2 separate regions of the Homo sapiens genome follow, and region 1 is linked to region 2. A link is a loop called in an ENCODE intact Hi-C map of the cell type or tissue named here. Cell type or tissue: MCF 10A. All regions are shown on one strand.

The links. A loop is a pair of places that touch in the nucleus more often than their neighbours do. Peaks named below come from ENCODE experiments on the same cell type or tissue, not always from the same donor. Only the 100,000 strongest peaks of a DNase experiment are listed, where the experiment ranks them.
Region 1: it touches region 2 in a loop (5-fold over the local background); 2 of 110 quality-filtered maps call a loop at or near these places.

Annotation. Positions count from the first base shown.
Region 1 is chr5:179,299,735-179,307,734 of GRCh38, reverse strand. All of the region lies in intron 2 of ADAMTS2 (ADAM metallopeptidase with thrombospondin type 1 motif 2), which reads left to right. Among named protein-coding and RNA genes, the nearest start is that of ADAMTS2, 42 kb to the left of the region's middle. RefSeq lists an enhancer at 5,470-5,969. In MCF 10A, no CTCF peak of the experiment used is centred here; a DNase peak (open chromatin) is centred at 3,074.
Region 2 is chr5:179,353,263-179,361,262 of GRCh38, reverse strand. No RefSeq gene overlaps it. Among named protein-coding and RNA genes, the nearest start is that of ADAMTS2, 12 kb to the right of the region's middle. In MCF 10A, no CTCF peak of the experiment used is centred here; a DNase peak (open chromatin) is centred at 4,462.

The DNA.
Region 1 (8,000 bases), 54 kb after region 2:
GGCCCTGAGGCAGGTGCTGAGTTGAAGTGTGCCAAGGACACAGAGGAGATCTCCACGGCTGGCACTTGAGTGAAGGAGAAATCAGCGGGGACCGGGGCAGTCATGTGGTGGGAAGCCGCTGGAGGGCTTTGGGCAGGCAGTGACAGGTCTGAGTCGTGTTTCAGAGATTCTGTGGGGCAGCCGTGAGGAGCATAGAGAATGAGGTCACAGGCTTGGGACGCCCGGGCTCCCAGCCTGGCATACGTGATGGTGCTATTAGTGGATGGTGCAGCATGACCCGGGAAGCCCCTGCGTGGTGGTGCCCCCCGGACCGGGCTGTTGAATGCTCATGGGCAGAGCTGCTTCTGTGTCATGGAGCTGTCCTGGAGTGCTGAGCAGTGGCCACCCAGGGTTGGCCGGGTGCTCGAGCCCTGAGAGGGCCGGTGGACCTCCTGTGGGCCCCAGGTCTTGCCGTCCCTGAAGGCTGAGGCTTGCAGGGTGCGATGCTCTCACAGCACTGCTGGGGCAGATGGCGGAGCACAGCAGGGCAGGGGCGCGTGGGCCGGGGCAGCTCTGCAGTGCGGGCCCCCTGTGTCTGTCTCATGCTAGCAGGGCGAGGGTCTGGGCCGGGCTTAGGCTGGCTGGCCACTGACTTCCCCGAGAGGTTCTTCTTACTCGGCTGCCCCTCTACTACGTGCTGGCCTCACCTCCAAGGACTCAGGCCCAGGGTTGATCCTGCCAGGGCCACAACAGATGTGGGACTGGCCCTGGTGGCCAATTCCCCACCCAGCAGAAGACTGCCCTGCCCTCTCATCCCTCAGGCTGTGCTCCTGTCAGGCCTGGTCCTGGAATAAGAGCCATGTCCTCAGAGCCTGTGGGAGCACTTGGTGCTATGAGACTCGATCTCATGGAGTTGCTTCCTTCCTGGGTGTCCTTTCCCTGGTTGAGTTCATCTGCCTGGCTCTCTGCTGGCACCGGGCTTGGCACTGGAGATCAAAGCTTCATGAGGCTGGAGCAGGAGGGCCCCCGCTTCCCCTAGGCTTTAGGGGCCAGTCACCCTTCCTGGACATCCACCTTCCCCAGGAACACGGGTTTTGGGGAAGCTCTCTGGGGCCCTTTCCTGCCCTGGCCTGAGGGTCTGTGCTGGGTGCTGGGTGTGTACAGAGGTGCTGTCTAGGACTCAACCCAAGGTTGAGTAGGAGTCGTGAAAATGCTCCTTATTTTAGGGGAAAACAGTTTCTCAGGATGCGGTATTGTGTTAGCTTTAGTTTTTTTGTAGATATTCTTACCAGGTTGAGCACGTTTCTTTCTCTGTTAGTTGAGAGTTTTTAATTTTTAGTCATGAATGAATCATATCATATGGTTTTCTCTATCACTTGATATAAGCATATTTTTTTTCCTTCTTCAGTCTGTTAATATGCTGGGTTACACTGACTTTTGGATATTGTGCCAGACTCTGCAAATCCAGGACAAACATGACTTGTCTGTTGTGCACTCTGCTGTTTATACATGGCTGGACTAGACTTGCCAGTGTTTTGCTGAGGATTTTTGTGTCTATGTTCATTGAGGGATATTGGTTTATAGGTTCATGAGGGATATTGGTTTGTAGGGTTTTTTTTTTTATTGAACTGTCTTTGTCTGGTTTTAATATCAGGGTAATGTTGACCTCATAAAATGAATGGGAGAATTGGTGCCATTTTTTCCTGAGAGGTTAGTAGAATTTTCCAGTAAAACCGTCTAGACCTGGAAATTTCTTTTTTGCAGGATTTTAAACTATGAATTCTTTTTCTTTAATAGTTACAGAACTTTTTATGCTATCTACTTTGTCTTGGGTAAGTTTTGGTAGCTTATAGTTTTTGAGGAAATCATGCATTTCTTCAACACTGATGGATTTATATGCATAGAATTGTTTATACTATTCCATTATCTTTTTTATGGCTGTGATGTCATTAGTGATATCCTTTTTAAAAATATTCTGATACTGGTAATTCATATTTTTTTCTGTTTCTCTTCTTCAGTCTCACTAGAGATTTATCAGTTGACTGATCTTTACAAAGAACCAAATTTGGTTTCATTGATCTTCTCTATTATTTTCATATTTTCAGTTTCATTGATTTTTACTCTTATCATTTCCTCCCTTCTACTTGCTTTGGGCTTATTTTGCTTTTTCTATTTGAGCATGTTTTGGTATTCAATTTTAATTTACCTATTGTGTTTGGTTGTATATCTTTGTATAGTGTTTACTGGTTGCTCCAGGGATTATAATAAACCTATATAACTCTTCAGAGTCTTTTTCAAATCAATATTTTACCACTTCAAGTTGAATGTTGAGACCCTGCCATCATATAGGTCCCTCTGTCCTCCCCTGAATGTTGTTGTCTTTTATACACCTACATACATGGAAAACTACATCAGACAGCATTATCATTCCTCTTTAAAATACGCAAGAGCCTAATCTGTTATATTTTTTCAGGTATTTCTGTTGCTCTTCCTTTATTCCTGATGTTCAAAATTTCTTTCTAGCATCATTTTCCCCCTGTCTGAAGAACTTCCTTCAGCAACCATCTTAGGGTAGATCTGCTGGCCACACATTCTATAAGTTTTGCTTCATCTGAGAATGTCTTTATTTCTCCTTAATTCTTGAAGTGTATTTTTGCTGGAGATAGAATTCTGGGTTGACAGTTCTTTTTTTTTTTTTTTCAGCATTTTAACAATGTTTTGCACTTCCTTTGGACTTCACAGTTTTGATAAGAAATCTGCAGTTATCTGAACCATTTTTCCCCTATAAGTAATGCACTGTTTTTCTCTGACTGCTTTCAAGACTTTTTTTTGTCTGTAGTTTTCAGAGTGTGTTTATAACGTGTGGGATTGTGTTTCCTTGGATTTCTCTCATTTGAGGTTTGCCGATCTGTTGAATTGGTAGGTTTATGCATTTCACAGAATTTGAGAAGTTTTCAGCCATTATTTATCCAAATATTTGTTTAGTAATACATTCTTTCTCTTCTCCTTCTGGGACATGACTGTTAGTTAGATCTTTCGGTATTTTCCCACAGTCTCTAAGGCTCTTGGCATTATAAAATATTTTTACTCGCTGCAGTTTGAATTGGGTAACTTCTATTGCTCTATCCTCAAGTTCACTGACTCATTCCTCTGTCATATCCATTCTGCTCTTGAGCCTATCCAGTGAGTTCTTAAAGTTTCTGTTATTGTATTTTTCAGTTCTAAAATTTCCGTTTGGTCCTTTTTAAAAATATGTCTTCCGTTTCTTGCTGAGACTATCTTTCCATTAGTTGCCAGAGTTTTTGCCCTTACTTTATGGAGTATTTTTATAATAGCTGCTTTAAGATCATTGTCAGTTAATTCCAACATATGTGCTATCTCAGTCTTGTTATCTGTTGGTTGTATTTGCCTGGAGGAGTTGAGATTTTCCTGGTTCTTGGTATGCCAAGTAATTTTGGACTGTATCCTGGACACTTTGATATTACCCTATGAGACTTTGGATCTTGTTTAAATGCTATGGAGAAGGTCATTATTTTTGTTTGATCAGGTAATTAACCCTTGGGTTAATTGGGTTCCGGCTGCAAGTTCCAATGTGCCTGTGGATTGCGGTTCAATGTCAGGTCCATTTTCAAAGCCTGTGCAGTCCTATTCTGATCAATCCCATGTAAACACAACCCAGTGGCACGTCTGGGACCTGGGCATTGGTCCACCTCCTAAGTCAGTCCCCAGAACCTATGGCGTGTTGTTTAGGGTCAGACCCACTCGTGCACGGCTCAAGCACGAGCCCAGGAGTTTCTAACCAACTTTCTGATGCCAGTTCCCCAAGCTCTGCTGTCTCTGCCATCTTCCTAGCCCTGTCCAGTTTCCTGCGGCTCCTTGTTAAATCTCTCTGGCCAGAAAGCTGGGGCTTTATTGACCCTGCTGTCTTGCACACTTCCTGCAACTACACTCCTGGGAGGACCAAAAGAGGAAAGAGCAATGGGGTTTCACTCCACCTTTCTAGGACCACAGCACTTCCAGCTACACAGCCAGGCTCCCCTCTTAGAGTTTTAGGTGCCTGTGGGCTGCCATGAGCTGGCGTGTGAGAACACGAAGAAAAGAAAAAGGAAATAGGAAAGAAAAATGAGGTGTTGGCTTGGCTCTGAGCATTCGGAAATGCTTTTTCTATCCTTGAGCTACAACAACAGGGCTTGTCTCGAGCTCTGTCTGTCTGTACCCAGTGCCCGCTTCTGGAGTTTGACCTGCCTTGTATCTAGGCTGAGGAATACCAGAGAATGAAGAGTAAACTCTGCGGGTTTGCTGAACCTCACATTCTAGTCTTCTTCCCCAATCTGCATGCTGTTATTTATTTTGCAGGGTCCTCAGCTAGCTGCTCATGAATCCAGTGCATTTGGGTGGCTGCAGGCAGTGGGGGATGCAGGTGAGGCGTGCTCACACCATCCTACTGGAACCTGAACCTTCTCCTAGGGACCTCTCTATGTGTTGAGCGGTTTATAATCAGGGAGGGACTTCTACCAGCAGAAATACAGCCATAGGCAGATCCCTGCTGAACAGGAATTTCATAGAGAGAGGGAGGGAGATCCTGCCCCCAGCAATTCTCACAACATGCCCAGAGCAACTGACAGGGGAATCAGGTCTCTTCCACCCTCCAGGGGCTGCCCACTGCACAGAGGAGAAAATCCAATCTCCTCCCCACAGCAGAGGAAGCTCTGTGCAGTCTGCCCCCGCCCACCACTCTGACCTCCTGTACCCCACCCAGGCCCACCACTCTGCCCTCCTGTACCCCACCCAGGCCCACCACTCTGCCCTCCTGTCCCTCGCCCCCGCCCACCCTTTGCTCTCCACACTCCACTCACATTGGCCTTCTTCCCTTTCCTCAAACATGGCAGGTCTGTTCTGACCTCGGGTCCTCTGCATGTGCTGTTCTCTGTGCTGGAGCCCACTTCCCCAGATCTCTCCATCGCTGCCTCTTTCCAATCATTTAGGCCTCAGCTCCAGTGTCATCTCTTCCAGGAAGTCCCCCGCCCCCCTCAACAATACTCTGTGCTGTTGTCCTCACGGCTGCGTCACTCTCTGTCGACTTCCTCTTTGCTTGCTTACTGCCATTTGCCCCCCCGGGAGATAGCACCCAGGGTCTGCATTCAGCCACAGGTCGCAAATGTGAATGCACCTTTGTGGCCACATCTATCGGTGCTGCTGGCAAGGTGGAGGTTGGGAAGCCGGACCCACTGGGCCACAAGTCCTCAGGGCTCCTTCCTGGTCCAGAGGACCCCCAGGAGGAGGCAGCTCTGCCTCCGCAGAGAATCTTGCTGCAGTTTGGGTTGTCCGGGGCCTTATCACTCCCCCGCTTTTTTTTTTTTTTTTTTTTTTTTTTTTGAGACGGTCTTGCTCTGTCGCCCAGAGCAGCTGGGACTACAGGCGCCCCCCACCACGCCCGGCTAATGTTTTATATTTTTTTAGTAGAGACGGGGTTTCACTGTGTTAGCCAGGATGGTCTCCATCTCCTGACCTCATGATCCGCCCACCTCAGCCTCCCAAAATGCTGGGATTACAGGCATGAGCCACCGCACCCGGCCATCACCCCCGTCTATTTTCATACATGCAGTGGGGTGAGAGGCAGAAGTCCCGGCTTCTGCTCCTGTGTGGCTTCCTACTCACTCTACACTCCCCTTCCTGACGCTGGCCAGAGGCTGGCGGAAGGGCTGTGCTGGGCCAGGACTGGCTTGCAGTTCCTCTGCAGGGAGTCCCGGAGCCTGGGGCCTGAGGGCTGCCTTGGAAGGGCACCCAGGGGCGAGGTGTGCAGGCTGACTGTTCCCAAGCAGCTGGGGGCCTGCCCTCGCTCCTCTCCCGGGCACAGCACGCTGTGAGCGGGGCATCCCGCACGCCCTGCTGCCACCGGCTCTCCGGCTGCACTCCTTCTTCACACGCTGGATGAGAGGACACTGCTGGGGCAGCAGGGCACATGGTGCAGGGGTCCTGCCCTCATTTGTGTCTTTTCCCAGAGGATGGGTTGTCTCCAAGTTCTGCGTCAAAACTGAAGTTCAGCATACTTAAGCCCAGTGGTTCACAAAGGAGATGCTTGAAACCCACTTCTCTCCCCCAGTTACTCAGGTGCTGCCCAGTGGAGAGAGATCTGTGCACACAGCCTTGTCTCCCTGCGGCATCTGGGCGCCACAGGGCAGCCCTCAAGAGATGCCCCTGTCCCAGTGCGGGGCTGGGGAGGAGCCCAGCCCTGTGCGAGCAGATCCGGATCCACCACTCATTAGCTGTCTAATCCTGAAAGAGTCATGTCATCTCTTGGAGCCTGTTTCCCAATCTGTAAAATGGGCATAATGATACTGAGCTCACTTCCTTTGCCTTCATTATCTTATTTTCAATCCCTTGACAACTCTGTAAAGTAGGTAATATTGTGCCATTTTAGACACGGAAAAGCAGAGGTCGAAAGAGGCCAAATAGCCACAAGTGACAGAGTGGGGATTTAAGTCTAAAGATCTCAAGTTTCGGCTGGGCTCAATTCTTTCCTTCAGCCCAGGATGTTCAGGGATGACAGCCAGGCTGGGCCCCTGAGCAATGCCCTCTGCTGTCTTTTTTTTTTTTTTTTTCCTGGGGGACAGGAGCGAGCAGAGCCTCCAGAACCTTTGCCCAGATCACAGTAGGCGGTTCTTGCAGCTGGGACCAGTTCCTCCCACTTGGACAGAGTGAGGAGTCCAGGCTTCACTGAGGCCAGGAGGGGGCTGGCCGCCGGCTCCAGACTGGGGAAGCCTGTGTTTGGGGCTTGTGCTCAGTGTGTGGGGACATCCTCCGGCCTCTGTCCTGCGGGACCTCTCCGACTTTTAATTGGCTTTCTTCTGGCTCCGCGTAGATGAAGAGTTTTTGCCAGAGCCAGAGCCATAACGGTTTATCTGTCTGCTGGCTTGCGTTTCTCAGACTGTTACTGAATTAAGTTGTATGTATGAAGACTCTTAAATAAAATAATATCATCGTGTTTATTCGGAGCTTGGCCTTAAAGTGCACTTTTGAGTGTGCACATCATTCTTCTTAAACCAGGGCCTCCTTTATAAGGGGATTTATCTTCACTTTGAGAAACGTCTGCTAAAGCCTGCTGTGCCAAAGTCCTCATGCTTACTGCTAGAGCCACAGAAGTGAAGGGGGGTCTGGCTTGTCCTCAGGCAGCTCAAAGTCAGGGGGACGGGGACAAAAGACCAGCCAAAAAGTGTTGCAAAGACATCAATGGGTGCTATAAGAGGATGCTATTCTTTTGTTTCTTTAGTTTTCCATTGTTTACAATTAAACATTATTCACAACAACTGACAAAACATGATTCACAATAATTTACATTATTCACAATTAAAAATTACTTTTGAACATACAAAACATATGGTCATTATCATTGAATAATGTAGAAAAGTATTAAGGAGAAAGCAAAAACCATGAAATCCTACCCTTTTGAGATAGTCTCTGTGAGAGACAGAATAATCCTTCTCCCAAAGTTGTCCATGTCCCAGTCCCGAGAACCTGGGAATAAATCAGGTGACATAGCAGGGGCAGTGAAGGTTACAGATGGAAGTCAGGTTGCTAATTAGTTGACTTTTAAGATAAGGAGATTATCCTGGATGGCACAGTGTAATGGCAAGGATTCTTCTTTTTTTTTTTTTTTTTTTGAGACGGAGTCTCACTCTGTCGCCCAGGCTGGAGTGCAGTGGCATAATCTCAGGCTCACTGCAAGCTCCACCTCCTGGGTCCAAGTGATTCTCCTGCCTCAGCCTCCAGAGTAGCTGGGACTACAGGCGCCTGCCACCACGCCTGGCTAATTTTTTGTATTTTTAGTAGAGACGGGGTTTCACTGTGTTAGCCAGGATGGTCTCCATCTCCTGACCTTGTGATCCGCCCGCCTCAGCCTCCCAAAGTGCTGGGATTACAGGTGTGAGCTGGCCATGACAAGGATTCATAAAAGTAGAAGATGGAGGCAGAAGTTCAGAGTCAGAGAGGGGTCAGTAGATGCTCCGGTGCTGGCTTTGAAG
Region 2 (8,000 bases):
TGCAGCGATATTATGGCAGTGGTGAACCGCTATGGAAACCGGTACCTAGAACAGAATTGGCTTTGAAACCAGAAACTGTTATAGGAGGCTGCAAAAATGATGGCCTGTGTTATGCAGTGGTGAGACATTTGCTAAAAACTGTCACTCGCAGTAAGTTGAAGGTTAGAAAAGGTACTTGGTACACTCACGGCTTTGGGCTGGGTGTGTCCAGGTAGGATGTTGAAGGCATGAGCTGGCCTCTGCTGCCCACAGTTGATATGGAACCACAAACAGGAGACATCTCCGGAAAACACTGGCTGCTTGTCAAGAAGAATTGAGAAGGAAAACAGAGCCTGGAAATTCTGGAACTTTCTGGGTTGGAAAATAAAACTATTTCTTTTCTCTTTTTTGTTTTTTGAGACAAGGTTTTGCTTTGTCTTCTAGGCTAGGGTGCAGTGGCATGACCACAGCTCACTGCAGCTTTGACCTCCCAGGCTCCAGCGATCAACCCACCCCAGCCTCCCGAGTAGCTGGGACTACAGGTGTGTGCCACCATGACTGGCTAATTTTTATTATTTTTAATTTTTTATAGAGACGGTGTCTTGCTGTATTGCCAGGGTTGGTCTTGAACTCCTGAACCCAAGGTATTCTCCCATCTTGGCCTCCCAAAGTGCTGGGATTACTGGTGTAAGCCACTGTGCCCAGCCAAGAAAACTATTTCTAATCTTCAATCTCTCCATCCAATAAAAGATTTCCCACTTAAGATACAGCCTGGAAGAAAATTCAAGTCAATGAAGATATAGCTTGGGGACAAAAATCAAATCAAAGACACAGCTATCACACCTTGTGTGAAGACCTCTGAAAGAATTAAATGATGCCCAGCAGTTACTAGAAAGATCAACGGTGGGTCCTGAAGCAGCTCAGGGGGCTCACAGTACCTGCAATTAAGTGTAGAGAAAGGCATGTCTTGTAATACATTGTGAATATGGCTTTTGGCACACAGCATCCAGTTTTGTTTTTTTTTTTGAGATGGAGTCTCTCTATGTCGCCCAGGCTGGAGTGCAGTGGCATGATCTCGGCTCACTGCAAGCTCTGCCTCCTGGCTTCATGCCATTCTCCCACCTCAGCCTCCCGAGTAGCTGGGACTACAGGTGCACGCCGCCACGCCCAGCTAATTTTTTTTTTTTTTGTATTTTTAGTAGAGACGGGGTTTCACCATGTTAGCCAGGATGGTCTCGATCTCTTGACCTCGTGATCTGCCCCCCTCGGCCTCCCAAAGTGCTGGGATTATAGGCGTGAGCCACCGCGCCAGGCTTACATCATTTTTGAGAGAGCTGTTTTGGCAAAAGCCCACCAGTCTGGACTAAAAGAGACTAACGGTATTTAATGTGGAAAAAAAAATTTGGGGGCCACTGACATTTTATGAACAAGACCCTTCAGCTGCCAGGAAGGGCATATTTTCCAGGGTCCTTCTCAGAGGTGACCAAGGAGAAGGATGGGAAAGGAAGGATCTCCTAGAGAGTAAACAGCCACAGAAAACAATGGATTGAGGCTCAAGTCCCAGAGGGTGAACCTGGAACCTCATCCCAGAACATTCTCGACCCCCAGGGGAGCAGCACCTGGCAACATTTTTCCAACAGGATTTAAGGATTGCTATGAACCAGTGACTGCTATGGGCTTCCTGTCCTTCCCTCCTTTGAATGGGAGTGTTGCTGGGGTGTGTGTGAGGTGTGGAAGGTAGGAGGGGTGAACATAACTTCTCCTTGTGTTCCACAGGTCTCTGGAGCAAGAGAAGCCACATCTGGATGTGATGTAGGATGGGGTATTCTGGACTTCAAGCTTGAATCATGAGTGGTTAAGGCTTTCAGGGTCTTAGGATGGAGTGAGTATATTTTGGGAGCAGGCGTGTCTTCGTCCATTTTGTGCTGCTGTAACTGAATACCAAGATTGCATAATTTACAAAGAACAGAAATTAATTCTCTCACTGTTCTGAAGGCAAGATCAAGGCACCAGCATTTGATGGGGGCTTTTTTGCTGTGTCCTCATGTGGAAGAAGAACAGAAGAGAGAGAACCGATTTTCACAAGCCCCTTTTATCACAGCTCACCCCTCAACACTGTTGCATTGGGGATTAAGTTTCCAACACATGAATTTTGTAGGGGACACATTCAAACCACAGCAGGAAGCCTCTTGAGTAATTGGGTCCAAGAGGACAGTCTGTAGTATATTGTCTTATTGTTTCCAATTCCTCACCCATCCTATATTAGAGCTGCCATAACGGATGATCACAAACTCAAATGACTTAAAACAATAGAAATCTACTCTCACAGTTCTGGAGGCCAGAAGTCTGAAATCAAGGTGACTCTCACAGTTCTGGAGGCCAGAAGTCTGTAATCAAGGTGCTGGCTCATTCTGGAGGCTTGGAGGGAGAGTCTGTTCCATGTGTCTCTTCTGGCTTCTGGTGACTGCTGGCTGTACTAATCAGCCTGGGCTGCCACTGAAATGTCATGGAGGGGCTTACACAACAGAAATGTATTCTCACAGTTCTGGAGGTGGGAAGTTCAAAATCAACATACCATTCAATTAAGTTCCTGGTGAGGGCTCTCTTCCCAGCTTGTAGCTGGCTGCCTTCTTGCTGTGTCCTCAGGTGTTGGAGAGAGCCAGAGTGAGAGCAAGAGAGAGAGGGAGAGGGAGGGAGGGAATGAGGGAGGGAGATAACCCTTCCTCTTCTTATAAGGACACCAGTCTTATTGGATTAGGGCCCCACCCCTATGACCTCATTTAACCTTAATCTCCTCCCAAAAGCCCTGTCTCCAGATACAGTCCCATTAGGGGTTAGGGCTTCAGTATGTGAATTTGAAGGGGGCACAGTTGAGGTCATAGCTCTGGCAACACTTGCTGTTCCTTGGCTGGTGGTGGCATCACTCTGATCTCTGCCTCTGTCACCATATGGCCTTCTGTCTGTGTATCTGTGTCTCTGCATCTCCACTTCTTAGAAAGACACCCATCATATTGGATTGGGGCCACTCTGATCCAGTGTGACCTCCTCTTAACTAATTACATCTGCAAAGAGCCCGTTTTCCAATGAGATCCCTTTCTAAGATTCCAGAAGGACATGCACTTTTGGAGGACCCTGCTCAATCCAGTACACACCCCTCTTCCACATCCACTGTTGTGTGACTTTGCAGCTTCTCCCTCTAGGATGAAGTGTCCCTCCTCACCCCACTCCCACTGGGCTGGGCGTGCATCTCTCCTGGCCAGTGGAACACAGGTGGAAGTGATGGTGTGCTGGATTTGAGCCTGGGCCTTAAGCATGAGGTCTTTATGCTCATCTTTCTCGAAGATTCTGACCTCCTCCATGAGATGGGCTTCCCCAGGAGCTGCTGTCCCAGCACTTTGGGCTCCACATGAGCTGACATGGAGCTGAGCTGCCCCAGCTACAGCCTGGACCGGCGGAGCTGTGACCGCAGGATGGCTCTTGTTCCCTGGGGTAGGTGGCAAGGTAGTTCTCCTGTGCCTATAGCTGATTGATACAGGTGAGAAGGGATCTGAGATGGATAGGCAGCCCCTTCTGAGCCCCTGGTCCCACTGCCCTGCTGGAGTGCAAGCCCTGTGTTGTCAGGACATTTTGTTTTATCAGTTTTATTTTCGCAGCCAAGAATCTAGATTTCTAATCTGAAAGCACCTAGTTTTTAACTTATGCATCTAATTCAAATTTTCAAAGTGACTGTGCTGTCCCAGCCAAACATGCCCATGGGCAGGATTCTGCCTGCAAACCTCCAGCTTGTGGCCTAGGGTGTGACCTGTCTGGCCCTGCAGGTCCCTCTGCTCAGCATCTTCCCCATCACAGGCCCAGCCATCCTGGGCAGATCCTGCTTCTGGGAAGAGAGTGGCCTCCCTTGTGCAGGTGACTTTGGCAGGACCAGCAGAAACCCAGGTTTCCTGTCAGGAGGAAGTGCTCAGCTTATCTCTGTGAAGGGTCGTGATAAGGCACGAGGAGGCAGGGGCTTGCCAGGATGTTGCCTTTCTGTGCCATATGGGACATCTCAGCTTACGTTGTTAAGAAATATTTGGCAAGAAGATGCACACAGAATTTCTGTAACGAATAGGATGGAGTTTTAAGGGTTACTACGAAAAAAAGAAAACTACTGGAGAAGAGGGAAGCCAAACACCACCAAGTTTGAAATCGATTTTATTGGACGAATGTCTCACTTTAAATTTAAATGGAGTCCAACTTCCTTTTCTCACCCAGACGTCGAGAAGGTGGCATTCAAAATGTTTACACTTGTTTCATCTGCCTTTTTGCTAAGTCCTGGTCCCCTACCTCCTTTCCCTCACTTCACATTTGTCGTTTCATCGCACACATATGCTCATCTTTATATTTACATATATATAATTTTTATATATGGCTTGTGAAATATGCCAGACGAGGGATGAAATAGTCCTGAAAACAGCTGGAAAATTATGCAACAGTGGGGAGATTGGGCACATGTACATTCTGTACTGCAAAGTTGCACAACAGACCAAGTTTGTTATAAGTGAGGCTGGGTGGTTTTTATTTTTTCTCTAGGACAACAGCTTGCCTGGTGGAGTAGGCCTCCTGCAGAAGGCATTTTCTTAGGAGCCTCAACTTCCCCAAGAAGAGGAGAGGGCGAGACTGGAGTTGTGCTGGCAGCACAGAGACAAGGGGGCACGGCAGGACTGCAGCCTGCAGAGGGGCTGGAGAAGCGGAGGCTGGCACCCAGTGGCCAGCGAGGCCCAGGTCCAAGTCCAGCGAGGTCGAGGTCTAGAGTACAGCAAGGCCAAGGTCCAAGGTCAGTGAGTCTAAGGTCCATGGTCAGTGAGGCTGAGACCCAGGGTCCAATGAGGCCAAGGTCCAGAGTCCAGTAAGGCCGAGATCCAGGGTCCAGGGAGGTCAAGGTCCAGGATCCTGTGATGCTGAGGCCCAGGGTCCAATGATTCTGAGGTCCAAGGTCCAGGGAGGCTGAGGCCAAAGGTCCAGTGAGGTCAAGGTCCAGGGTCCAATAAGGCCAGGGTCTATAGGGTCCAGTGAGGCTGAGGTCCAGGGTCCAGGGAGGCTGAGGTCCAAGGTCCAGTGAGGCTGAAGCCTAGGGTCCAGTGAGGCCAAGATCCAGGGTCCAGCAAGGCCAAGGTCGAAGGTCCAGTGAGACTGAGGTCTAGGGTCCAGGAAGGTCAAGATCCAAGGTCAGTGAGGCCAAGGTCCAGGGTCCAATAAGGTCATGGTCTAGGGTTTAGTGAGGCTGAGGTCCAAGGTCAAGCAAGGCCAGAGTCTGAGGCCCAGCAAGGCTGAAGTCTAGGGTCTAGCAAGGCCAAGATCCAGTGAGACTATGGTCCAGGGTTCAGTGAGGCCAAGGTCCACAGCCTGGTAAGGCCAAGGTCCAAGGTCCAGTGAGGCTGAGGCCCAGGGTTCTGCATGGCTGAGGTCCATGATCCAGCAAAGCTGACACCTGGTCCTAGCGTGGCCACTGCTCAGTGAGATGGAGGACCAGGGTCCAGCCTGGGCAGAGGCTGAGACCTGGGACCGAGCAAGGCCAAATCCCAGTTTCCAGTGAGAGTGAGGTCTTTCGGAGACATTTGTTTCCCTGCTGCCATGTGTCAGGTGGGTGGAATTATCTGCTAACTTCTGATGAGTCTTGAAGCAAGCTGCCTCTCACTCCCTGTTGATCCCAGGGCTTAGGCTCTTCCTCTGCAGTGATGGCTTGTCTGGGACCACCTGGCTCTGCAGTTCTCAGGTCCAGCCACTGTCTCTCTTGTGCCCAGGAGGATGCAGGAGAGGAGGGGCTTGGTCATTCAGACCAGGGTTGGGTCATTCCTGGAGCCACCTGGCCGGGGGACTCTGCTCTTTCTCAGCTATGCACCTCATCATCGCACAGATTCAAACCAATAAAGGGAAACCAGTGATAGCTCCAATCAGTTCAAAACCTCCATTGTCAATGTCCACTTTCGGTGTGAGAGACGTGCTTTACTATGTTTATGAGGAAGATCTGAGGGTCTCAGGTGACCTCCAGGATAACAGTGCGGCTGATCATGCAATTTGTCTGCTCTATCATTGAAGACAATATTATGGCCAACAGCATCCTTCTGTCTAGGCTGTGTCTGAAATGCCGTGGAGAATAAGGGGTCTGGGGGAACTTCCAATCAGAGGGTCTGTGGAGTGGCTCAGGATGGGAAGAGCCTCAGGAGGAGAACACACTGTGGCACAGACCCATAGGAAGGGATCTTCTGGGCAGCAGCTTCTCATCCTGTAGGCACAGGGTCCTAGGATGCACCAAGCATGGGGCAGAGGCCCTGGGCTCTATAATGATGGGAAATGCTGTGGTCCTGGGCTTTGGGGTGCCTTGAGAACAGAGAGACACTGTAGTCTCAGCTGCCCCAGGAGGCAGGTCAGTGGCCCTTATCACCACTGCAAGCCCTAGATGAGCTGGCAGCTCCCGTCCATAGCAGGCGGCTGGCCGAGGCCAGAGACAGCTTGCAGTGTGGCCCATGCTGAGGGTTGCTAAGGAGTCTCAGGGCTCAGACGGAACTCCAGACAGCCTTGCTGCTGTGGCCTCTCTGAACGGAGATGGGAAATCGCCATGGGGTAACGGCAGCCGCCTCAAAGTCATTCGATTTCCTCTATCTCATTTTCAGAAATGCAATTAGGGAGGCCGGGGCACCGTGTGGGCTCTGGAGCGTGCGTCTGCGTGTCTGGGTCTGTGGGCGTTTGCGGGCTGCAAGTTGGCGTGTGTCTGCATGCCTGCTAGTGCACGTGCATCACCACATGTGTGTGCTGTGGTACGAGTGTGTGCATACAGGCGTGTGCAAGTGAACACTCTCGCCTCTGGGCTCCTGGAGAAGTCACCCATTCAGCACCCTGAATCAGCTTCTGTTCCCTTTCACATCAATTTGCTGGGGAGTCCCCCAGCCTTGAGACGACAGTATTCCCGTGGCACTCCCCTCCAGCCTTGCACCCCTACCTCCCCATCCTCCCTCCCAGCAGCCTGTGCATTCAGACTTAGGTTTGGAAGGCCTTGGGGATGGTCTCTTCCTCAGGTCACTGTCCCTATCTGCAGCCGAAGAGCAGGACCTCTTAATAGGTAGCAGGGGGCCACCGGTGCCACATGGGGACAGGAAAAGGAGCATTTTGGAAAGTTCTAGCAGCTGAAGCCATCATAGAGGTCCCTGTGTGAGACAGCAGAGAAGCCTGGGCTACAGAGGTTCCCCTGGGCTGCCCCAGCCATGCAGGGACCCCTGACCCAGCTTCTCCAACCAACAAGGCAGAGGTGGGCTCTGCAGCACACGGGCTAGAGGCCACAGGCCCAGGGGCCAGGTGGCTGTGTGCAGAACGTGAGGGTCTGGAAACCTCCACTCCAGCTTGTGGATGCCCCATGGCACAGCGGGCCCAGAGGAGCCAGTTGGGCTTTTTTTTTTTTTTTCATGGAAGCCAGAGCTGCATGTTTTCATGGGCAGTCTTTTGCTTTTTTAAATCTTAGCAACTAATTTGAGTTTAAAAATAAAACCCTATAGGCCACCAGTGGGCAGCCCCTTATGCAACACTTAGGATAGGATGCTTGAGTTTGTGAGTGACAGTAAATGACTCCATGACCCTCCAGGCCGAGTGGGGCTTCACGGGAAGATGCTGGACCCCAGAAGGCCTGGGGTCTCAGAAGCCTCTGGACACCCCCATATAGGGTGAACGTTGGAGTCTAGGGGTTCGATCTGCCTTTGAACCCTCAGGGTCTGCCGTCCCTGAGTGTCAGCCTCTTCACCTGCAAGTGGGATGCTGCAGTTCCACCTTGCAGGCAGTCATGAGGCTCAGGGGAGGCAGTTTATGAAGACCTTGGCTAATTCACCTGCAGCGGTGCCCAATGACGGCATCTTTCTGCTCTGGTGGGAGAGGAAACTGCAGGGTCCAGCTGACCCAGTCACCTTTGATCTGGGCAGATGAGGGTGGTCTTGGGGTAGAAACGTGCATGATCCTTCTCCTCAGAAGAGGGCTGGGGACCCCTCAACCAGTGTCCC